2 separate regions of the Homo sapiens genome follow, and region 2 is linked to region 1. Evidence: read pairs that join two places in POLR2A ChIA-PET (ENCODE). Cell type or tissue: Panc1. All regions are shown on one strand. Links, peaks and the distances in the headings refer to the core of each region. The heading gives the core; the rest is flanking DNA.

The links. Peaks named below come from ENCODE experiments on the same cell type or tissue, not always from the same donor. Only the 100,000 strongest peaks of a DNase experiment are listed, where the experiment ranks them.
Region 2: POLR2A ChIA-PET joins it to region 1 with 5 read pairs; 3 of 35 experiments call an interaction of 5 or more read pairs at or near these places.

What each region holds. Positions count from the first base shown.
Region 1 is chr6:38,113,859-38,126,732 of GRCh38, forward strand. ZFAND3 (zinc finger AN1-type containing 3) reads left to right here. Exons shown (of 6, transcript NM_021943.3): 5 at 2,714-2,881. LOC124901314 (a long non-coding RNA gene) reads left to right here and starts at 9,269. Exons shown (of 2, transcript XR_007059570.1): 1 at 9,269-12,874. RefSeq lists an enhancer at 5,568-6,370. In Panc1, for the core only: no CTCF peak of the experiment used is centred there; a DNase peak (open chromatin) is centred at 6,233.
Region 2 is chr6:38,242,858-38,255,731 of GRCh38, forward strand. All of the region lies in intron 9 of BTBD9 (BTB domain containing 9), which reads right to left. It overlaps LOC105375045 (a long non-coding RNA gene), which reads left to right. Exons shown (of 2, transcript XR_926772.4): 1 at 1-782; 2 at 3,680-3,759. Among named protein-coding and RNA genes, the nearest start is that of BTBD9-AS1, 230 kb to the right of the region's middle. In Panc1, for the core only: no CTCF peak of the experiment used is centred there; no DNase peak of the experiment used is centred there.

The sequences.
Region 1 (12,874 bases), core at 1,919-9,918:
TTAGAAATGGGTGCTTTGCAGATGAACAGCATGTTTGACGGTTTGGGATAGATTCATGTAGAAAGAGCTCTAAATGTGAACTCTGCATTTTCAGACACAGAGGTGTGAAAGAAAGGGGCTCAGGGTCTGAGCAGTTCTGTGTTAGAGTAGAGGTGTGCTGGCATTGTGCCAAGGCCCTCCAGATTTTAATCATAGTAATAATGAAAAGGCCTCAGCTGCCTCCCCATCTTGTGCTGACACCTGCCTCCCAGTGGGAGTAATTTCCTATAAGGATGCTTTGAATTTAGGACTTTGTCTCAGAAAAAAACATTTTTTGTTACAGTTTTTACCCTAGAATTTTCTTGTTACAAAAAAAAAATTCTAAATAGGGTTATTGATACAAATAGAGCCATTGCTGGTTTGTGTAAAAGGACCCCGCCCGCAGAGAGCAGTGTGGCTCATACAAGGTGAATTTCTTTCAGCTGACTGCTTTGTAATGATTTATATTTAAATTGTTGCTTGTTGCTCTTGTAGAAGAAGGGAGAGCGCCTGCCCTATCTGTAGCCACCTTACTCACCACACTGACTGGGCCTGGACAGCTTTGCTCAGCAGAGCTGGGAAATAGGCTGAACTTGCCTTCAATTGTTTTCATCAGAGTCCTTATTTAGTTGGTTTGTATTGGGGCAAAATGTCATGTAGGACTGGAAGAATTAAATGAGATGAAAAATGAAGTCTGTAGTTGCTAAGAATGGTGCAGGGCCTCCATATGCCAGTACAGCACAGCAGGGCTGGGGGACTATGAGCAAACTACCAGCATCACCATCGGGGTCCACTGGACAATCTTGGGTGAAGTGCAGCATCTTCCTCACACACAGGGAGGCTAGGAAAGGGCATACAGACAGCCTTCACTAAAATACATCCTATAGGCTGTGGCTTCTCACTAGAGCCACTTTAAGTAGAACATTAGGACTGCCTAGGAGACAAATTCATTCATTCAAAAAATATTTATTGAGCCATAGGCATGGAGGGAACATCAGTAAACAAAGCAGGTGAAATTTCCTGCCCTCTTGGAGTTTGCTTTCTTTTAGGGCATAATGTTAAAGATAAGTGCTGTGGAGGAATAAAAGGGAAACAGACGAGGGGAAGTGCTAAGAATAGGGATTCAGTGATCTAGAAGTGATGATCAGGGAAGAAGCCTTCAATGAAAATGTGACTTTGCAAAATAAAATTTAAAAGAAAATGTGACGTTGGAGCAAAGATATCAAAGGGAATGATGCAGGGCCTCCATATGCCAGTACAGTGCAGCAGGGCTGGGGGACTGTGAGCAAACTACCATCATCACCATCAGGGGCCTGGGTGATAAAAGAGATAAGATCCCATGTAGATCTGGGTGAAGAGTGTTTCAGACAGAGGGAATAGAAGGTACAAAGTACCACAGGTAGGAGACAATAAGGAGGCTAGTGTAGAGATAAGCAAAGGAAGGAAAGCAGCAGGAGCTGAGCGTGGGGCAAGTCATGCAGGGTATTTGAGAGTCTAAGTATCTGGACTTTCACTCTGACAAGGGGAGCTATTAGAGGGTTTTGAGCAGGGAAGTAACATGATCTAACTTGATTTTTAACAGAGTCACTTGTCTGCTATGTGGAGAATAGACTGTAGAAACAAGGGGATGAGCAGAGAGACCAGTGAAGAGGCTCTTGTAGTAGGCTTGATGAGTTGGTAATGGCTTAGACCAAGGTGGGGGTGACAGAGGGGTAAGAGGTGTGGCATCTGGATTATTTTGAGGAAGACTGTTTAGGAGACTCCCTTCTGGAAGTAATTTAGCACAAACAATTTGGAACTTGGTAAGAGGTACATCGTGGGTATGCAAGCAGCTGTTTCAGGAATACAGAGCCCCAAAGAGCTGCCCAGTTTATTGAAGGCAAGAGTCGTTTACAGCCTTGCCTGTGATAAGAGCTTTGTTGCGTCTTAATTACTTTTTTGAAGTTGTGCAAGACACAGTTTTCACAGAGTACACCCCCCTCCACCTACCATTTTGGCTCCACCTCAAGGTGGGGTGCCTGGTGCTGCTGCTGCTGCACCACCCCATGGTGGAGTTCATAGGGCAGCTTGCATGTGTACCAGCAGAGGTGCCCCTTCATTCTGAATCAAATTGAACTAATTGTCAGTATTAGAACCTGACTTCTGTGTCTTTAAGAGTAGAAACGTGAGTAATTTTACTATAAAAGATTACAGATCACTCATCAAACGCTGGCTTTGGGAATGGAATTGTGAAAGCATAGTGATACAGAGATACATTAGACATAGTCCCATCTCTAAAGAATTACGGTCTACTTGAGGACAAGCAAATGCCCAAGAAAAGATATCTAACCAATACAGGCAGTAAGCATCTAGGTCCCAGCAAGGGAATACAAAGACAGGACCCCATTTCTAGCTGGAATGGTCTCCTCATAGAATCTCAGCTCTTTTTAAAAACAACAACATAGAACTGGTTTTTGTTGAGCCACCCACACCCTCCTCTCCAGCTCAGGCCTAGCTTGTTAGAAGTCAGCACTAAAGGTACACGTTTGTCATAGTTTGTGCAGTATAAACCAAGCAAGTCAGAACTGGCTCTCACCTGTCTGATTCCTGGACAAGGGCAGTAGCCTGGTCAGGAGAATGCCTGGAAATACATTAATCAACTGTGCTTGCCAGGCCAGGCACTAATCCTGATCCCCAAATATGTTGTTTTGGTCAGATTCACAGTCTGAGAATGAGGCTTCACCAGTAAAACGGCCACGACTACTTGAGAATACGGAACGGTCCGAGGAAACCAGTCGATCTAAACAGAAGAGTCGACGTCGGTGCTTCCAGTGCCAAACCAAACTGGAGCTGGTGCAGCAGGAATTGGGATCGTGTCGCTGCGGTAAGCATCTCCCCCAGTGGCGTGATGGAGACTATATCCTTAACACCTTGGCCCAGCTTTGGAAATTTAAGTGGCTGAAGTCTTTCGTTCTTCTTCTGAGTACTGTAAGTTTGCTACAGTAGTGCATGCGATATAGGTTTGGGGCTTGAGAAATCAGGAGCATAGTATGTTTGCCTCTAAACACCCTTTATTCTCACACATGCAAAAAAGACAAAAACATCCCCATGTTCTTAATGCATATCTCCTTAGAGCTACATCTCACTGCTTAGTGCTTTCAACTTCCCCCCACCACTTACTACTCTGGTTTCTTCTCACGACTTCAGAAGTTTACCAAACAAGCAAAATTCTGGAGTATGTACCATAAAATTCAGATATTAAGTTAATTTTGAATGAGCTTCTTACTATTTATGATAAATGGAAGATTTTTTTTTCTCCATATCCCTGTTAAATTAAGCTTTGATTAGAAAATTACCTTTGAACCTTAGTTCATCTAGTCAGTTAATACCTTGAAATAGCCTTTTTTTTTTTTTTTTTTTTTTCCTGGGCTGAATCCATCCTCCTGCCTCTGCCTCACAAAGTGCTGGGATTACAGGCATGAGCCACCATATACCCAGTCTGAAATAGCTTTACAGTCACCTTTCCTTCTGTATTCTGTAGTGTAATACCTTTTAGAATTGCTGCACAGGGATGCCTACCCACAGTGGAATGAAACTTAAGTCAACCCTTTCTCTCTTCTTGACCACATGTATCATGACACATAGGAACGAAATTGTGTAGCAGCATTATTTTAGGCTGATTTACAGTTTCCTGTACTTGTTTTTATTTCCTGGTTTTAAAACCTAATATTATAAAATTGTTTGAGGACCAGTTCAGCTGTCATCAGGTTGACTTTGAGACCTGTCTGTAGCCTCTGAGAATCCTATTTCTTTCTTTCTGAGAAGTCAGCTTTAGAAGCCCCCTTTCACTTCTGGGACAGCCGAAGATATCCTACAAGTACTATTGCTGACAGTCAGGACTAAATAGTTCACTCAGCAGTTATAAAGTAATGGTCACTGGAAGTTTACTATCTTCTGAAGCGGCAGCCTTTGCTGCTACGGTTCCTCAATTATCTGCCCTATTGGAAATGGGAAGGAAGAGAGAGGTTATTAGCTTTTCATAGAAACTACGTTGGAACTCCTATTCCTGTTTTGACCAGATACCTGTTTGTTACACATTCTGGTGTATGCGGTACTCCACGAGATTAGAAGTGCATATTCAACTGCAGAAACCGGAACCAGCATGGGGAGTCTAAATGTTACCAGATAAGGTTTTTAGGGCATTTTGGTTATAGTGCTAAGCATTTTTGGGAAACCGTAAAGAGGGTTAGGATAGGTGGTGGGAATAGAGGCTGACAGCAGTTTTCAGATGTCCGTGTGTTCATGCACGCAGTATGGCCCAGGTAAGTTCAAAACCTTATTCTTAGGCTATTTCGATCAACCCTGCCAGGCAATTTTAAATTCTTGGTGATGTAGGGCAGGGACACTGTGGATGGCTGAGGAAACTCTGGGCTCTGCTGGCTAACCAGCTTCGCTCCACTCTGCAGAGGCTGTCTCATCTTTTGTGATCTGCAAATTCTTGCTTTGGTCTTCATGTGAACTCTCAGGGAATTTGAGCAGTTCAGTCTGTTACCAGTGTTGTGAGCCTACCTGGTCATTTTAGCTGTTGCTTTTGTAACGTAGGCTTTTGGTTGTTCCTCAGTTAGAATTGTGGGACTTTCCTGAACCTTCTGTTCTTGTTTCTTCCTTGAAAGTAACTGAATCCTGGGTATTACACAGGATTTGCCATAGCGGATCAAGCAATTGGTCTATCAAGTATGCTGTCTTGTCCCCGGCAGTGGCTAATGCTTCTTCTTCTTGTCAGGCAAACAGGAGATTTCACAATTTAGCACTGAGATCTAAAGATGTAACCAGGTCTCCTAGTTTACCCTTCAGCTTTGACGCAGACTACCTAATTTCCTAAGGTCTTAGCATCCACCTGAAAAAAAAGAAAAAAAAAAAAACAGTAATATATGTTAGATGACTTCACATTCACTCAAGTAAAGCCAACTTGTCTAATCTCTGGTAAATATAGATTACTCTGCCATGCTCTTAACCTTTGTGGGCAGGAGGCTGGATTGCTAAATGCATATTGGGTTTGCTTCAGTATGCATCCTTTTTAAATGTTCTAACATGTAGTCTCTTGGCTTGTGCCCAATTCCGAAAGTCTGCTTTTAGGGAGATTTGACTTTTTCTGTTGGAGAAGAAAGCCCTGAGCTTTCTGCAGTCTCAACAGGATGTAACTTTCCTAGAGTCAGCTGGGCATTCAGTTTGACCCACTGAGAGCATTACACTTATGTGCCCAGAAAAATGACTGAGTCGACTGTCACCCTTCAAAAGATGAAGGACAACAATGGGAACATGCCATAAAAAAGTCTGGGACTGTTTTTGACAAAGAGCTCTTGTGTTCCTCCTGCCTGCTTGGATCTCTCTAGGAAAGGGTGAGTTGTACTGTTATTTCCTTGAGGATGCATGGATGTTGGAGAGATGTTTAACTGCCCTGAAAGGTTTTAGAGGGGGGATAACACAGTAATTTACTACTGAAAGTGAAGACTCAGGAAGGTAGTTTGAGCTCAAACAGAACACTTCTTCCCTGCAGAAAATCTTTTTTTAAATATATATTCGCAATCTTTTCTTCCATTTGCCTTCCATTCTGTACAGGTTATTAACTGCTGACAAGAAATTCACATCTCATAAATAATGCTTAAGAGCCATTGCTATATAAATTGAATGTGTTATGAATTGTGATGGGCCTTTTTGTAGCATTCGATGCCTAGAGCAGGAAGAACAGAGGATGTCATTTTCATTAATTTCTAATGAGGTGCCAATTAAAGGCAGGGAAGACGCTCCAAAGGGAAGAGTGGCCAAGCTCCCCTGAATCCTCCGCCCCAGGGCTGTCGTCCAAACACTGCCAGTGAGGCCTTCTCTAAAAATTCCATTAAATTACAGTCTCATCGAGAGCACACACAGACACATTCAGCTTCCCTTTGATCTTCAAAAGAGCAATTTGTAAGGCGAGTTCTGAGCCTTCTTACATAGGGAACAGCTAGAGGTGATAGGAATTGTTAATTGCCAAGACACTTCATGGGCTTTCAGTAAGGAGGAATTTTGAATACGAATTCTCCTCTGCCTCCCTGTGACTAGATAACCTTTAAATCAACAATACCAAAGTAACACCCTTTTCCTGTGAAATCTTTCAGGGTGCCAATTAGAAAAGGCATGTGGTTGCGAGGCTGGGATTATATCCTGCATCTTAGAGCATCTTCAATAGTTTAACTTCTCAAGATAGAAAACAGTTGCCTGAAAATGGATCTATTTGTTTCATTTTCTACTCAGTAAGCAAATTGATCAGCTCATTGTCATTGCAGGAGTCTTGTCTCCTGAATTGACACCTAGAGGATGTTCTTCTGCAATCTGGCCATCTTCATCAAATCTGGGCCACGTCACAGCCACAAGAATGCCGTCTTCTCTGAGCAGATCTTGATTGATACACGTAGCTTGGCTTCCTTTTTTTTTTTTTTTTTTTTTTTTTTTTTTGTGGAGACGGAGTCGCCCAGGCTGGAGTGCAGTGGCACGATCTCAGCTCACTGCAACCTCTGCCTCCCAGGTTCAAGCAATTCTCCTGCCTCAGCCTCCCTAGTAGCTGGGACTACAGGTGCACACCTCCACGCCTGGCTAATTTTTTGTATTTTAGTACAGACAGGGATTCATCATGTTGCCCAGGCTGGTCTTGAACTCCTGAGCTCAGGCAGTCCACCTGCCTCGGCCTCCCAAAGTGTTAGGATTACAGGCATGATCCACCACGCCCGGCCTTCTTGGCTTCTTAATCACTGTGCAATGCTTGCTAGAACTGCAGAACTAATTTTTAAATACCAGTTGAAGAGTGTAAGTTTTAACATATTTTCAATTGATGGTGCATTAACAAACTTAAGTGGATATGCTCCCTTTGGGAACAGTAGTGCTTTTATTAACCTCCTGAGTAATCTGACATCCTTTATTGTTTTCAAAATAAGTTTTCTCTTCACTTTAGAAACCTGAAGTGATGTGTTAGCTGGGGCCTCTGGAGTAGTTGATCATCTCCAAGTGCCTCAGTGGTCATTGCTGCCTTATCATTCACTGTCAAACCAAATTCATCAAGCATTTACTGAAATCTGAATATGCAGAAAGCATTTTCTTAGGTTTTATGGGGAATATAGGAGCTAGAAATACAGAATCTAAGAGCTTACAGTCTAAATCTGTGGCTTCAAGCTTGAGTAGGGGCCTGGTGTGGTGGCTCATGCCTGTAATCCCAACACTTTAGGAGGCCAAGGTGGGGGAATCCCTTGAGGCCAGGAGTTCAAAACCAGCTTGTTGCCCGTCTCTATTTTTTGTAGAGATAGGCAACATAGTAAGACCCTGTCTCTATGAAAAATTATTGCCAGGCAAGATGGTGCAACCCTGTGGTCCCAGCTACTTGGGAGGCCAAGGTGGGAGGATGGCTTTCAGCCCAGGAGTTCGAGGCTACAGTGAGTCTTGGTCACACCACTGCACTGCAGCATGGGCAACAGAGAAAGACCATGTCTCTTAAAAACTAAAAAACAAACAACAAAAAACAAGAACCAAAACTTGAGGGAGCATCACAATTTACCTGGAGGGCATGTTAAAAACAGATTGTTGGGACCCACACCCAGAGGTTCTGATTTGGTAGAACAAGTTCCCATGGAATGTTTTCACAGCCTTTCTGTTTTTTTATGATATTGACATTTTTAAAGAATACAACCCTCTATCCCTCCCCTCACCTATTTTTTAGTAGAACACTCTTTATTTGGGGTTTTAATAGAACACTCCTTATTCTGATATTTCTTCATAATTAGATTCAGGCTACGAATTCTCACCCAGACTACTACATAAATAATCACGCATCCTTCTCAGGGTTTTATGGGAGGCACAGATGTCCATCAGCCCTCATTGTTGATGTTAATTTTGATATACCCACCTAGTCAGGGCATTCCCTGGTTTCTCCACTATGTAGTTACTATTTTTCCCCTTGCACCTATAAACCAATCTGTGGGAAAACACTTTAAGACCAAGTAAATGCTCTGCTCCTCGTGAAAAATTTTCCCTAGATTCATCATCCATTGATGATTCTTGCCTAAGCCAGTCTCTGCTAGGAGGGTTGCAAAATGATGATTTACTAACTCTAGCACTCCCTCAGCATTTACTATTTGGCACTCAGCATTCTTCTATAAGTGAAGCCACCTCCTCTCCCCCATTTATTTATCTGTTACTGGCATGGACTCATGGGCTCTTATCTTTTTTAATGGTTTATGATTTGTTATGGTACAGTTGTCCCCTGGTATCTGCGGGGAATCGGCTCCAGAGCCTCCCATGGATACCAAATTCAAGGATGCCTAAGTCCCTGATATAAAATGGTGTAGCATTGCACATAACCTACGTACATCCTCTCATATACTTTGTCATCTCTAGATTACCTAGAATACCTAATACAATGTAAATGCTATGTAAATTGTTACATGCTGTGTTGTTTAGGGAATAATGACAAAAAGAAAAAACCTGTGTCAGTGCAGACACAACCATCATAGGCCTAACTACATTTTTGATCTGTGGTCGTTGAGTGCGGAACCCATGGATATGGACAACCGACTGAACTTAATTATTTTGGTGCTCAAATTGTCCTGGATTTAGCCAGTGGAAGTTATTTTCTGCTGGCTCCTGTGCTCTTGTGGCATACTTCCCATCTTTCTTCAGTGGTGGGGGGAGGATTTGGGAGCATTCCCTTATTCTTTGGCGTAACAGCATGTGTCCCTAAATTTCCCCAATCCTGGAATCAGCCACTTCTCCAAGGACCCCCAAAGTGATTTTAATATGCACTCAAGTAGGTATTTGCTGGGCCCAAGAGGAAGGCAGACATACATAAAATAACTGGAACAGCCTACCATAAGCATTTATCAAGGTATAGGTATAAGGTATAAGCCTATGTTATAGTGATATGGAGAGGGAGAGATTAATTGCAACTCAAGATTCTGGACAGGCTTTCACAATTGGGGCTTTAAAGGAAGATTGGGACTCAGATATGGGAAATGAGGGGATGCTTGGGCAAAGCTGGTATTTAGGAGATGAACTCTGTTCAGCTGGATGAAGTCTTGGAGTCAAATGAGGACAGACTGTTAGAAAGGGAGGAAAAGGATTCCAGATTCCAGGCTGAGGAGTTTGGATGTTCGTTTATAGTGAGAAGCCATCAATAGTTTTGAATACAGTCAACATGATCTAATCTGACTTTTAGAAACATGAAACATGTTGGAAAGCCATGGAGGTTGTTGAATCTTTTCAAGGGAATGATCTAGAGAGAATGTGAACTGATTGAGTCAAAAGGAATATGCATGTGTCACAACTGTTGCTGCCATTGCAGGGGGCTACACAATGAACAAACAGTGATATCCGTAAGGTCTAGAGTGGGGCAAGGAGCTGCAGTGATTAGGACACATGTTGGGGACATGCATTACCAGGCTGATCCATTTCACCAGCATCAGAAATCAGCCCACGTGTCTGTGCCTTAATTTTAATTCTTATTCAAGTGTAAACCTGTCAGGAACATTTGGCATTCTGTCTTATGTCTGTAAAGGAAAGTGAGGCAGTATGTTCTTATAAAAAGCCTTATTCTGTTCACAGTGTTCTAGCCTAGATCCACCAGAAAACCCTGTTATGCAGAGAAACACCTGAGATCTTTTATTATGACCAAAACTGATTTGACTGGTGAAATGTTATCATTATTGCCATTGTGTGGAGAGTCCATGCTCTACTATGAGTTATAGGGAGAGAGTGTATCCATCTGGGTCACCAAAATGTGTCCGGAATTGGTGGGTTCTTGGTCTCACTGACTTCAAGAATGAAGCTGCGGACCCTTGCGGTGAGTGTTACGGTTCTTAAAGGTGATGTGTCCGGAGTTTGTTCCTTCTGATGTTCGGAGTTTCTTCCTTCTGGTGGGTTCTTGGTCTCGCTGGCTTCAGGAGTGAAGCTGCAGACCTTCGCGGTGAGTGTTACAGGTTATAAAGGCAGTGCAGACCCAAAGAGTGAGCAGCAGCAAGATTTATTGCAAAGAGCGAAAGAACAAAGCTTCCACAGTGTGGAAGGGGACGCGAGTAGGTTGCCACTACTGACACAGGCAGCCTGCTTTTATTCTCTTATCTGGCCCCCACCCACATCCTGCTGATGGGTCCATTTTACAGAGCGCCAGTTGTTTTGACAGGCTGCTGATTGGTGCGTTTACAATCCCTGAGCTAGACACAAAAGCTCTCCACATCCCCACTAGATTAGCTAGATACAGAGTGCTGATTGGTGTATTTACAAACCTTGAACTAGACACAGAGTGCTGACTGGTGTATTTGCAATCCCTTAGCTAGACATAAAGGTTCTCCAAGTCCCCACTAGACTCAGGAGCCCAGCTGGCTTCACCCAGTGGATACCGCACTGGAGCCGCAGGTGGAGCTGCCTGCCAGTCCCGCGCCATGCGCCCGCAATCCTCAGCCCTTGGGCAGTTGATGGGACCGGGCGCCATGGAGCAGGGGGCGGCGCTCCTAGGGGAGGCTCGGGGCTGCGCAGGAGCCCACAGCGGGGGGCCAGGCGGGGAGGCTCAGGCATGGCGGGCTGCAGGTCCTGAGCCCTGCCCTGCCGGGAGGCAGCTAAAGCCCGGTGAGAAATCGAGCGCAGTGCCGGTGGGCCGCACTGCTGGGGGATCTGGTGCACCCTCTGCAGCTACTGGCCTGGGTGCTAAGCCCCTCACTGCCCCGGGCCGCTCCGAGTGTGGGGCCCGCCAAGCCCATGCCCATCTGGAACTCTAGCTGGCCCATAAGCGCCGCGCGCAGCCCAGGTTCCTGCCCGCACCTTTCCCTCCACACCTCCCTGCAAGCTGAGGGAGCTGGCTCTGGCCTCAACCAGCCCAGAGAGGGGCCCCCACAGCGCAGTGGCGGGCTGAAGGGCTCCCTGAGCATGGCCAGAGCGGACGCTGAGGCCGAGGAGGCGCCAAGAGTGAGCGAGGGCTGCGAGGGCTGCCAGCACGCTGTCACCTCTCAAGAGCATGGTTAAGCAAAAGACCCCGGCCTTTAGGAACTCCTGTTTATATGCTGAGTCTGGGTGATGAAAGACTAAAGCTTCTCCAGTACTCCTAAGACAGCAACAATTGGGATGTATGTTACCTGTGACTCAAGAGAAGAAAGTGTCCCATCCATCCCCCCAAAAGGAAAAAAAGTTCCACAACCTTTTGATGGGAGTTATTATATATGTGAGAGCTAAGGGTAACTAGAAATCTTGAGGCAAATTCTGAGAAAATTTTCTTCCTTTGCTATACTCCTCCCTTCACTCTCACTGTACTTTTTACCTAAACATAAGTATGCTATCTGTATTCCCCATTTAATCTTTGATGTGTAAGTGTTCCAGTCTAAAACCAGATAGATTAGTCCCTCTGCTGCTCCTCTGTAAATTGCAACTTGAGATGTTAGAGCAAAACAAATGAAACCTTTTACTGAACACGAACTCCATGTATTTAGCCCATTAGTGCAGGACTGTCCCAGAGACCCAGCCTACCCTATGTTCTTTGACAGGGCTGTAGAGAGATGTCAGAAACATGAAGAGCTCCCTCTCCCTAAGCAAAGGAGTATCAAAGACTGAGCTCTTCTTACAAGACCGAATGTGCAGGGCACATCCGCTGCAGCCTGTGTCACATCCCCACCCATCCCATACTGACAGGTATGGCAGAAGACCCTTATCCCATGGCATGAGATAAATTTCCATCTTTTTAGCATACTTGCAGCTACTTGTATAGTCTAATATTAGTGGCAGTAACAGCACAATAATAGTGTTACCAAAAGGTATTTGGATAGGTTATCCTGCTTAGAATACCTTTTTTTATGGGGAGAAAAATTATTATAAAAGGAAGTGAATTATTAGTGTCTTTTATTTTAGTTCCAGTAGTAAATAGTTTTAGTTAATTCTTTGTTTAATAAAGTTTTTAAAACAGCTTTTTGAGAAATAATTTACGTACCATAAAATTTGCCCATTTTATGGTTGAATGAGTTTTATTACTTTTTTATTTCTTTAATCTTGTTTCAGACCCTGATTTTTTAGTTCTTATTACATTATTCATTTCTTTTTAAAATCTTTATTCAGAAGTTGAATGAGTTTTAGTAGATTTGTGTAAGTTGTACAGCCATCACCAAATTCAGTTGTACAATACTTCCATCATCCCAAAAAGTTCCCTCATGCCCCTTTTCAGTCGATCCATATTCTCTCCCACCCTAGCCCCAGCCAACCACTTAAAGTCTGCTTTCTGTTGCTATAGTTTCACCTTTTCTACAATTTTAATATCAGTGGATTCATACCTACATAGTATGTTGTTTTTGAAATTCATCCATATTATATATCAGTAGTTCATTCCTCTTTAATGCTGAGTATTATTTCATTGTATGGATATACCACATGTGTTTATCCATTTGCCAGTCGACATACACTTGGGTTATTGCCAGTTTGGGGCCATTATGAATAGAGCTGCATTTATGCAGAAGTCTTGTGTGGACATGTGTTTTAATTTCTCTTGGGTATATACATAGGCATGGAGTTGCCAGGTTAAATGGTAAGTGTGTCCTTAACATTGTAAGAAACTTCCAAGATCTTTTCCAAGCTTATATCATTTTATATTCCCATTAGCAATGCATTAGGGTTCCAGTTTCTTCCTGTTCTCGCCAACATTTAATATTGTCAGTCTTTTTAACTTTAGGTATTCTAGTGGCTGTGTAGTAGTATCTCATTATGGTATATTAATTTGTATTTCCCTAATGACCAATGATGTTGAACATATTTTTTATATGTTCTTTGGTCACTCATATATCTTCTTTTATGAAGAGTCTGTTCACACTTTAAAATTTTA
Region 2 (12,874 bases), core at 1,985-9,984, 130 kb after region 1:
AAAGTAACCTTTCTCCTGGACTAGGCCCTTATTTCTTCCCTTTTCTGAAACAGACCCAAGAAACAGTAAATGTATCAAGTTATATGCATGCCAATTACAGTGGACATTCACATAATGGAGCAGTCACTTGTGTTTGGGAGGAGAAAGATCAAGGAAGAACTCATAGAGCATTTGGCTGGGTCTTGAAGGGAACACTGAATAGGTGGAGACTTGAAGATCAGCCAGAGCAAATAAAAATAATTAGCTTACCTAAAGCATGGGCTCATTTAACAATAGTGATTAGGCCAGGCTGAAAGGAAAGTAGGAATATAAGGACTGTAAAGAGAGAATTACAGAAATAAAGGTTAGAAAGTCTGGTTAGAGTCAGAGAGATATGGTAATTTTATATTTGAAATCTGGACATGTGGTTTAACAGGAGGCAGGATATTTAAAAATGAGATGTTTAGGGAGAGCTGGTCATGTAGAGATAGAAGATGACCCAGGTAAGGATCGGAGGCTTTCCTCACTGAAGGTCCCTGTACAGGGATTAAGAAATCACAGCAACGACAACCTAGCAACAGTGTTCTAGACTCTAGTACAGCAACAGACGTAGAGTATAGAAATTCTCTGCAACAGTATTGAGGGAAACTCACTAGAAGCTACTATAAATACTCCAGGAAATAAGTATGAAGGTCTGAATACGAATGGAGGCAATGGGAATGGAAAAAAAAGATGAAAGGGTATAACAGAAAGGATATAGCACCTGAATGACTGTGGAGGGCAAAGAAGAAAGACTCAAAGGGGTAAGAGATGCCCAGGGGAAGGGAGCTACAACAACAAAAGCAGGGACACCAAAGGAGTGGAGCTGCTTTATGGAGAATGACAATGATGAGTTTAGTTTGAGACAAGTTGTGTTTGAGAAACCATTCTAGAAGGTGCCAATGGAAAATATGAATGAAAGAGACAGCTGAAGCCAAGAGAATGAGCTAAATGGTGATTCTGTGTGCATGCTGGACCCCTGAATTCATAAAAATGCCCTTTTCCTTCTTCTTTTTTAAACACAGGAAGAAAACACGAGCCTCTTAGTTCTCTGGGATAGAGCTGAGCAAGCGTCAATCATGGTATAATTACCAAAACAGAGCCTTCTCATTAGATCCAGAGGCTGGCTGCTGACTTCTGATTATAATTTAGTAAACTGAGGCAGGTCACTTTAAGAAAATAAGATCAAAACGACCATGCCTTTCCTTTCTGTTACCTTTATTCACTGACCAACAAATAGGCTCTACTTTCCTTTTTTTGCAGATGCCCATGCTGACTGTTACTGTGGTGCCCGCTGCTCAGTTTGCTTACCTACCTTGGGATCATGTGACTGACAATGTGCAGCAGGTCCCTTGTCTGTACACCCATTTCAGGGGAGGGGTTAATCAAGACTTGGTCATGGTAAGGGTGCTGACTGAGCACCTCTCTGGATGGTGGTAGGCTGGACCCTCTGCAGCCATCCTGAGACCATGAGAGGTACAGAGAGCTCTAGGATTCCAGAGTGAGGTCTGTTCTGTTGAACAGACTCTTTCCTGCTGGGAGAGGTACATGTGATGCTCTGGCAGGCAGTTTAGAGTCCCTCTTCAGAGTTTAAGTTTGGGCTTTTTTTTTTAACCTTTTACTCTAAAAATCCAGAGAAGCAATTGAAACATTAACCAGACGAACTTGGGATTTTAAATCAAATCAATTTCTGAACTGAAAGGGGCACAGCTGGAAAAGAGTTTTAAAAGCACTTGGCCCCTCCATAAAAATAAACTTTACTCTCTCTAAGAGTGGTTAAAAATAAAGGTAATGGACTTCCAGCCAGTAACCAACTTGAAGTGATAAACTGTTACCAGGGGATCCAAGTCACTAACGTGAGGGGCAATGATAGATGTAAAAACCAAAGAAAACTGAGCCTCTGGCAATACTGAATTAAAATTTGTGGAATAATGCTATAAATGAGCCAAAGATGACAGATCAATAATGGGTTAATAAAGAGAAGTTAGGAAGACACATGTGTAGTTTACAAGGACTACATCACCATGGGCAAATCTTATTCTCTCCCATAAACTCTTCCTTGCGCTTTATGTGACAGCATCTGAGCTGGAATGGGCAAACTTCCCAATTGGGCTTTGTGACAATGACACCTCCAGACAGTAACAAGACAAATGAAACCAACATGCATACGTGACTGGAGACAGAGCAATGGCACGCATGCTTCTATTCATTCAGATCAAGTACATACTGACCCCTACAAGTGTTAGGTGCTTGCTAGGCTACTACTATGGATCAAAGAGTGAGTAAAACACCAAATCCCTGCTCTGGAGCTTACCTTCTGGTGCAAAAGAACAGTAACTTAACAGCCATGCTATGAATGGGTAATTGCAAACTGCAACAAGGGCTGTGAAAAAAAGTAGCTTGGTTTTATGAGAGGGGATAACACAGTGATTTGATCAAGATGGGTGGTCAGGGCAAACTTTCCTGAAAAGTGGCCCTTGAGCTGAGAAGGGTAAGTGGGGGTGGTTAATGAGACAAAGGGCAGAGGGTGGGCTCCAGACAGAGACCAGCATGGCATGCGCAAAGGCTCTGTGTGAGGACAGAGCATGATGGATGGTGGGAAAACAGAGGATGCCAGGGAGATGGGAACAGGGAGAGGGATGCAGAGGGAGTATGGAGAGGCAGGGGGCCAGATTGTGCAGGGCACTCTAGGCCACGCAAAGAATTCTGTTCTTGATTCAGAGAGCAGCAGGAAGCAGTGCAGGGTCCTAAGCAGGACGATACTAGAGTTGTGCTTGAAAAGTGCCACCTGCCTATAGTAAGTAAACTCATGGGAGGGCACAGAGGGAATGTGGGGGGGTCAGTCAGTAGAGTGGAGTGGAACAGGTAAGTGATGATGGTAGGTGAACTAAATGTGATCTTGATTTATTTTTAATCATTTGGAATATAACATTAATAAGAAAGTTATTTCCATAATAAAATAAAAATTTCTGACCATGTACATTTTGTGTGCTCACACAGCTCACTGAGAAAGTTTTATTGAGGTATGCTTCATTTTTTTTATAACAGGCATGGAAAAAATTATTACCCTCACAGAATAACGTGGCTCCTGGGTTAAGTAAGAAAGAAGGAAATAGGAGCTCTCAGATTCTTCTTCCTGATCATTTGCTACCCAAGAGGACTTCATTTCCTTCTAGCTCCTTTAACTTCCAAATGTTCTGGGTAGAGAGGAGCCTCCCACTGGGGGTCCACAGGATCTGCTGGCAGCTCTAAATTTAGAACTCAGGCAATTCACATACTTAGCATCAAAATCTACTTTCCACATGCCTCCCAATGTTTGGGTAAATTTATAATAAAAACTTCCTGCAATACAAAAGATAAGTCCCCTTTAAATGTGCAGGTATGACTGGCTGACTCCTTATTGCTATTTTCTATTCTAAAATAAGCATCAGCTTTAGGTACTTCATAACCCCATAAACAAGTGTGAGTAACTGGTGTCTCCAAGTGTGGCCTAACGTATAGATGACTTCTATAGGGCAAGCCTGCTGATATCTCATCATTAACACAAGGATCTGCCTAGGGTCAGACTTGGCGCACGTGCACGTACGTGTGTGTGTGTGTGTATTGTCTAAAATCTGCTATTTTCTTCATTTTTCATTTTTTGAAACCATTCCTCTTACAGGTACATGTTTCTTCATTGTTCAAGTTCTAAAGCTCTTGACAAAATTAACACCAATGTTTGCCCTTTAAAAAAAAAAAACAGAAAAGAACATGACTGGCTTTTTTCATTACTGTCAAATGCTGTGTAGAAAAACGGAATTAAGTATGAAAAAAGAAAAATAAAATCTTCATCGAGCATTTCAAAAGTGACAATTACACAACCAGAACTCATTAATTGGTTCACGCTTCTAGAAGGAACAAGCAAACATACTCCTCCAACCTGGTAGGGCAGAAAAATCTGAGGACAACAGCCCTGTCTGTTATTACCAATATGGGATTTATGCGACAGTCAAGTGCTTCAATCTTCTTGGAAACTAACACGTCACCCAACTATGAACTATGTCTCATCATCATTAGTATCAATGAGGAAGACATTTCCTCCTTTATATCCTGCTTTCTTTCTGTTGCATCTTATTTGTGACATCAAGTTCTTTACACAAAACTCCAAATCACATGGTTAGCAGTGACCTCCTGGAACCAACCCAAAGTTTTTGTTAAGTGTGAGATTAAGAAACAAAGCAGGCAAAAAACAAATATCAAACCTTTCTCAACATTGTCACTAACAATGGCAAAGAAGATGTAAAAAAAAAAAAATCACAGGCAAAGTAAATTGTCTCTAGATTTAAATGTACCATTTTTCAATCTTGCTATACTTTGGAAGACTTTACTGAGGCTATAACTCTCCACCTTTAATTTATCCTGTTGTCCTCAGCCACTGCAGCACTTAGAAGAAGAAATATTTTCCTCTTTCTACCATTCCTAGGGAATAAATAGCAGATACAGAAACAGATCCCAGGACTAAGTGGCAGTGCATTCAGCAAGGGGACAGACAATGCTTCTCGGATATGAATACAATCATGCTGAAGACCAGGCAGCAGATGGGTGGACTCCACACATGTCTTTCCAGGTGACAGGGAGACAGTCAAGGTGCTTCTCAGGGAAGGCACAGGGGAGAAGCTTCCCAACATTAGGTTGCTGTAGAGATTGCCTGCTCCAAGGAGGTGCTCTAACCTGCCAAGTAGGCCAGGGCCCTTGGAGAGGGCAAACTCAGATGGGAATGAACTTTGGGTGTCCCAGGGAAAGGCAGAAGAAAGTACTCTCAGAGAAGCGGGCTTTAAGGAGCCCATGGAGAGAAGCATAAGGAAAATGTAGCTGGAGTGTCCTTTCCAGGGAAACACAGCTTTTGTGCTTGGGCTAAATGGCAAGGTTCTGAAGAGCTGCTGGGATATTGCTATGTATAGCACTTAATTTTGTTGATTTACTGCTGGCAGTGAATAAACCATGCCACTCTGCCAGCATATGCTACTCAAATAATGGCAAGGACAAGCATCCATAAAACACTTATGGCTCTAGCAAAAAAAAAATTTTTTTTTTCAAGTAAAGTGTTTTTAGATTTTAAAAGAAATACATGTAAATTGGTCAGAAAAATGTTGAAAATTAGAAATAATTTCCGTAATCCCTTATACAAAGTCGACCATTATGAATATTTTGGCATATTTCCTTTTGGCTTTCTTCTTCCGTAATTCTTTCTACTTATGATAACACTTCTATAATTTTGTACACGCTTTTTAAAAATCTTAGGTATTTCCTTAAGTTATTAAAAAAACTCTTTGCAGCATCATTTTTAATAAACACCTAGATTGGGGGAAAAATTTACTCAGAAGGGAATTTAGATGATAAATCTGGCAGGAAATAGAAAGTTTGTGATAAAATTAGAAGCTAAAAGCTAGAAAGACTAGGTAGTTCCATATTAGGACTACAGAATTCTCAAGTGGAAAAAGAAAGTTTTCATTACCTAATTCTTTTTATCTAATCGTTTGTATTTGCCAAAATGTTTGCGAGGGGCACAGTTTTGGATAGATGATGGCTGAAGTCACTAATACTTTGGCAGACAGAATTACTATTCAACGGGACCATGACAAAGCAAAGAAATTGTTTAAAAAATGAATGCAAATGAGGACAATACGTGAGGGAGTATACTCTGACAGGAAACAAGACAGCTATATAACATGGCAGAGGCACAGCCAAGCACACGAAAGGTAAGGAAAATGACTTGGGGTCACTGGGGACTATCAACAGCTGACTACAAGTCAGCACAGGCCGTGGTGCTTTTGGGAATTCAGGTCCAAGATGGCTGACATTGTAGGCACAGTTCGCTCTCCCTTCCCGGAAACCACTGACATGCCATCAAAGAAATGCAAAGAGAATACATTCAAAAAGGTTGCAAATTGGAGAGGACATTAGTAAATGAAAAATCTTGGTGAATTTCGAGAAAATGATATGCACATGAAATATTACTCATTTATAAATCGAGGAGAACTGGGCAGATTTCCATACCGAAGCAAACTGAGCAGGATGAATGACAAATGACCCACATCCAGCCATGTCACTGTGAAATTTGAGACTACCGAGGTGAAGAGAATATCCTAAAGGCTTCTATAGAGAAAAATAAATTACTGCAAAGAACATGAGTCAGACTGACATCAGATTTCTCATCTGCAACATTAGATACTAGAGGGCAATAAATCCAAGCTGTCAGACTTCTGAAAAAACTGAATTCTATACCCAGTCAAACTATGATTCAGATATGCTGGGGTTCTGAAAATTTGTTTTCTATATCCCTTTTCTGAAAAAAATTACTTATAGATTTGTTCTCTGCAATCGCCATGAGTGATCTTCTTTCTTTCTTTCTTTTTTTGAGACAGGCTCTTGTTCTGTCACCCAGGCTGGAGTGCAGTAGTGTGATCTTAGCTCACTGTAACCTCGAACTCCTGGCTTCAGCAATCCTCCCCGCTCAGCGTCCTAAGTAGCTGGAACTGCAGGTGTGTGCCATGATATCTGGCTAATTTTTTTTTCACATTTTATTTATTTGGTAGAGACTGGGTCTCACTATGTTGCTGGGGCTGGTCTTGAACTCCTGGCCTCAAACAATCCTCCTGCCTCAGCCTCCCAAAGTGCTGGGATTATAGCAGTCTTTTCAACTAAATGTTTAGGCTCAACAGACCCAAACAAGCCATAATTGGCTTCAGATTCACCTAGGACACAGAATGGGAAACACAGCAAGCCCCCAGGACAGCACCAGGTATTTCTTCCCTTCGGGAGTCTTTGTAGCAGTCAACACAACTGTCTGGGAGCTATTCTTTTTGGCCTGCAGGTGACAGCTCAAATAAGAGCATTAAGAATCAAAAAAAAAAAAAAAGTATATAAGACTCAAGGAAAAAAAAAGAGTATATAAGACTCAACAACGGGTAAATGTGGAGCTACTCTGGCTTAGAAGCTTCACATTCCAAATAGAAACTAATACTTCTTGTGACAGCTCCATAAGCACAGATCCCAGAATTACAAGGAATAAGCCCAATTACAAAAGTCTCTGCACTCAGGGAAGCACAAGGATCTATAGTTTCTGACCAGATATTTACAGTTCTCCCAGGCCAGATGCAATTTACCATTCAGGGGTAATTTTTTAAAATCATAAGCAATGTTGCTTATAACGCAGCAGACATTCCACTACCATCAGGTTTTCAGGGGAACAGGTCTAGAAAAGTAACAGGGGCCCAAGGTCAATATCTTAAGAAAAGGGAAAGGGGTTTTTTTAAAACTGTTTACCCACATTCCACAAAAAGAAAATGAAATTGAGGAAACAGTGTTACTAATGATAGGAAAGAAGAAGAAATTTTAGGATTGCAGACATAAACAATCTGTTCAAAATCAACCAATGAACAAACAGTATGCTTTAGAAGCTTCTGCAACGGAAAAAACTAATCAGGAACTTCAAGAAAACAAAAAGCTGTCTAATAGGAAGCTATTTAACATGTGGAATAATTCTGAGCACTTGTAAGAAAATCTAATCTGTTTCATCAGAACAGTACAATTCTTCCAAGAGGGGAACAAGTTTACTGACATATTTCCCTAACTCTAGATCCAACCAATTACTAGATCTGTCATGAACAATGTTTATATGATCATTATATTTTAATGAGTTCTTAGTGTTTTTCCCTTTTCAGGATCAATTTATAGTTAACATATAGATGGTTTAACTATAAGTTACAGAACAAAAAATAACTATCACAATGTCAATATAGTAAAGCAGCTAACAGAAGATGAGAAGTAGAATGGGAAAAATGAGGGAAATGTAGTGGGTGGTAATTTCTTCATCAACGTAGTAAAGAGTCGAGAAATATTGTCTATAACTGATGGATTAAAAAACAGAAGTTTAGGCCGAGCGAGGTGGCTCACGCCTGTAATCCCAGCACTTTGGGAAGCCGAGGTGGGGGGATCACAAGGTCAGGAGTTCGAGACTAGCCTGACCAACGTAGGGAAACCCTGTTGGTGAAACCCCTCTACTAAAACTACAAAAATTAGCTGGGTGTAGTGGCGTGTGCCTGTAATCTCAGCTACTCAGGAGGCTGAGGCAGGAGAATCACTTGAACCCAGGAGGCACAGGTTGCAGTGAGCCAAGACCGCGCCATTGCACTCTAGCCTGGGCGACAGAGAGAGACTATGTCTCAGAAAAAAAAAAAATAATAATAATAATAATAGAGGTTTAAGTATATTGTTTAATTTTAAAAGATAAATACTAACAGAACTAAAAAAACATAACAAAAATGAGGAGTGGTTAAATGAGCTAAATTTCTCATTTGTTTTATATCAAGGAGTTAGTAAAGTTGTTAAGTTAATAAAAGAGGTGTGATTTTTTTTTTTTTTTTTAAAGATGGGCTTGCGCTCTGTCGCCCAGGATGGAGTGCAGTGGCACAATCTTGGCTCACTGCAACCTCCGCCTCCCGGGTTCAAGCAATTCTCCTGCCTCAGCCTCCTGAGTAGCTGGGTTTACAGGCACGTGCCACCAGGCCCAGCTAATTTTTGTATTTTTAGTAGAGACAGGGCTTCATCATGTTAGCCAGGTTGGTCTCGAACTCCTGACCTCAGGTGATCCACCCATCTTAGCCTCCCAAAGTGCTGGGATTACAGGTGTGAGCCATTGCGGCCAGGCTGCTTTCTACCATTTTTTTAGTTTTTAAAACTTCTCAACTATAAAAATATTTCAGCCAGGTGCGGTGGCTCACGCCTGTACTTTGGGAGGCCGAGGTGAATGGATCACCTGTGGTCAAGAGTTCAAGACTAGCCTGGCCAACATGGTGAAACCCTATCTCTACTAAAAATACACAAAATTAGCCAGCCGTGGTAGCATATGCCTGTAATCTCAACTACTTGGGAGACTGAGGCCGGAGAATCACTTGAACCCAGTAGGCGGAGGCTGCAGTGAGCCAAGATTACGCCACTGCACTCCAGCTTGGGTGACAGAGTGAGACTCTGTCTCAAAAAAAAAAAAAAAAAGTGAGAGCTTTTAAAATAAAGGGTGCAGGTCAAAGGGTACAGGATTACACTGTATGAAGAAAGAGGGGTAAAATGTAATTTTAAAAAATTAGTCACTATAAAAATGGAGTTATCTATAATAGAAAATGACTGCTTATCCTGAAAACAAACCAAGAGAAGCTCCAACTATAGCAGACTTAGGAGAACTATGGAGGAAAATATCCCACTCCTGGAGCAGAGAGACTAACAGAGACACTGGAGAATCTTATTTCCCAGGGATTTTTCAGAGGACAGCAAAAATCTATGTTTTGATTTCTTGACGAGGTAGAATGCTATCAAGAGGCGGAGCTATGATCTTTCAAAACTCCATATAATTTCATTTATAACCGCACGCACTCTGTTTCAATAAAGAGCAGACTACAATTCTTGAAACTAATAGAGTCCTCTCTTGAGGTCTGCACTGTAGCATATTAGTTAAAAAGAAAAACCTTTTGCCTTTTATCATTTACATATCTTCTATATTTCTTAAGACCTAACTTTAAAAAGGGAGGTACAATACATTCAAGTTACGCCTATAAACATAAAATCATAACCTCTGGTTCCATTGATTCTTACAAGGTTAACAGGCATATTTGCCTTCTTATTACTACTTTTGTTCTTCTAATGTATTATTTATTTATTAATTTGTAAAACAATGCTATCGCATCTAAGTGCTATACAAAGTTAAAAACATATAAATTATTTAAATCCACCAATGAAAAAAAATTTAAAGAGAGAAAAAGATGTTGGTAATTTAATGCAAAGCTACTAGAAGAGGATCTAATGAGTGAACAAGACTTTGAAATCAAAAAAGTCCCCATTTAACTAAATACAAAATGAATATGACACCTACCTGGTCAACAGTTAGTCAATCAGCTCTTGTTAAAAACCCACACTGGGCCGGGCACTGTGGCTCATGCCTGTAATCCCAGCACTATGGGAGGCCAAGGTGGGCGGATCACCTGAGGTCAGGAGTTCAAGACTGGCCTGGCCAACATGGTGAAACCCTGTCTCTACTAAAAATACAAAATACAAAAATTAGCTTGGCGCAGTGGCACACACCTGTAATCCCAGCTACTCAGGAGTCTGAGGCAGAAGAATCACCTGAACCTGGGAGGCGGAGGTTCCAGTGAGCCGAGCTCATGCCACTGCACTCCAGCCTGAGCGACAGAGTGAGACTCTGTCTCAAACAACAACAACAACAACAACAACAACAAAACACCCACATTGTATAGCACCTTTGTGTTAGTCCGTTTTCATACTAGTATAAAGAAATATCCAAGACTGAGTAACTGATAAACAAAGAGCTTTAATTGACTCACACTTCCATATGGCTGGAGAGGCCTCAGGAAACTTACAATCATGGCAGAAGGCGAAGGTTAGGCAAGCACCTTTTTCAGAAGGCAGCAGGAGAGAGAAGAGTGAAGAACTTCCAAACACTTCTAACACCATCAGATCCCATGAGAACTCACTCACTATCACAAGGACAGCATGGGGGAAACTGCCCCCATGATCCAGTCACCTCCCTCAACACATGGGGATTACAGGTCCCTCCCTCAACATGTGGGGATTATAATTCAAGATCAGATTTGGGTGGGGACACAGAGCCAAACCATGTCAACCTTTAACAGAGGGACATAAAAGAGAAGAGGAATCCAGTTTACAACAATAAATGACAAAAGAGACCTGTGGTGGGTAAGACATGTACAAGATGACAAGCTTTGAGGAAGTACAAGGTCTGGTCTGGGAGCTGTGGACCCAATAAGCAAAGACTCTGGAAAGACAAATGCATAGTTGTTCATGGGCCGTGGAGGCCCTCGTATTGTATAAAAAGGGTTCCAGGAGCTTGGGATAAATTAACCACTTTGTTTCCCCCTTTTCATCATCTAGCTCGGTACAGTCCTCTTTAGCAGTGTTTTGAGTCCTAAGAGGCAATATGGTATAGTGGCAAGAAGCTGGATTTAAATCTCAGCTCTGCTTCTGGAAGAAGAGGCTGAGATGGTAACAAGATCTGTGCTCCACTGGGAAGTGGCTACCCAACCAGGAACTGACTACATTTCCCAGCCATAGTAGCATCTAGTATGTCAATGTGACTAGTTCATCTCAGTGGCATGTGAGTGGAAGGCATGTATGCTACCCCTAGAGCAAGGCTTTTCAGAACTAGGTGTACCTTCTCTGTTCTTTCTCCTGCCAGCTAAATGTGGCTGATGCTGAGGAGGACCTAGATGGCAGAACAACAAGAAAGAAGCTGCCTCGGTTCCTGTCACTTCTGGGAAAATCACTTAACTAGGAACACACACACTGACTGTCCCATGACTGAGAAATAAACTGTTGTATTAAGCCACGGAAATACTGAAGCTTATTTGTTACAGTAGCAAGAGTTAACCTAACCAATATATATATGCTGATAATTACTACAATAATAATGGTGATGGTGTCAGACATTGCATCAAACAAGCCATCATTAATACTGTTAAGAAATCTTGGCCCAGCCTAGGCAATATGGTGAGGTGCTGTCTCTACAAAAACAAACAAACAAACAAACAAACAAAAAAAAACAATTAGCTGGGCACAGTGGCATGCAGCTATAGTCCCAGCTGCCTGGGAGACTGAGGTGGGAAGATCACTTGAGCCCAGGAATTTGAGGTTACAGTAAGCCTTGATTGCACCACTGCACTCCAGTCTGGGCAACAGAGTGAGACCCTGCCCCCACCCCAAGTAAGCACATGAAAAGATGCTCAACATCATTAGCCATGAGGGAAATGCACATGAAAACCATAATGATATGCTACTTCGTCCCTACTAGGATGGCTATGGTCAAAAAGATGGGCAATAGCAAGTGCTTGTGAGAATGTGGAAAAATTAGAACCCTCAGCCATTGCTGGTGGGAATGTAAAATGGTGCAGCTGCTGTGAAAAATTTTGGCAGTTCCTCAAAAAGTTAAACGCAGAGTTATCCGATGACCCAGCAATTCTACTCTCAGATATATACCCAAAGGAATTGAAAATATATGTTCACATAAAAACTTGTACAGGAATGTTCATAGCAGCATTATTCATGATAGCCAAGAAGTGGAAACAACTCAAATGTCTATCAACTGAAGAATGGATAAACAAATGTGGTATATGCACACAATGGAATACTATTCAGCCATAAAAAATGAAATTCAGATATATGCTACAACACGGATGAACCTTGAAAACACTATGCTAAGTGAAAGAAGCAAGGAACAAAAGGTCACATACTATATGATTCCATTTATATGAAATGTCCAGAGTATGCAAATCCATAAAGAAAAGACAGAAAGTAGATTATTGGATGCTGGGGCTGGGAGAGTTGGAGGGAAATGGGGAGTGACTGCTAATGGGGAAGATGTTTCTTTTTGGGGTGATGAAAATGTTCTGGAATATTAGAAAGCAGTGATGGTTGCACAATACTGTGACTATACTAAAAACCACTCAATTGTACACTGTAAAAGTGTAAATTTTATGGTATGTGAATTATATATCAATTTTAAAAAGAAAAATAAAAAGAGAAACGCATTTGCTCCACCTTGCCTCTTAGAGATTCTGGCTCTACACAAAGAGGTACTGATCTCTTTTCATGTACCATGATGCTAGGCTGCTCAGAACCCACAGACTCCTTCCTCCTATCTTCTGCTGCAAGCAGACAAGTCTAAACAGCCCCAGTGCCATATGCATTAAATGCCTCTGTTTGCATGTGGAGAAATAAGGTACAAGGCTTTCCTTAGTTTGAGTAACAGCATAGTTAACGAGATGAGATAAATAAATATTGACGCTAGCCC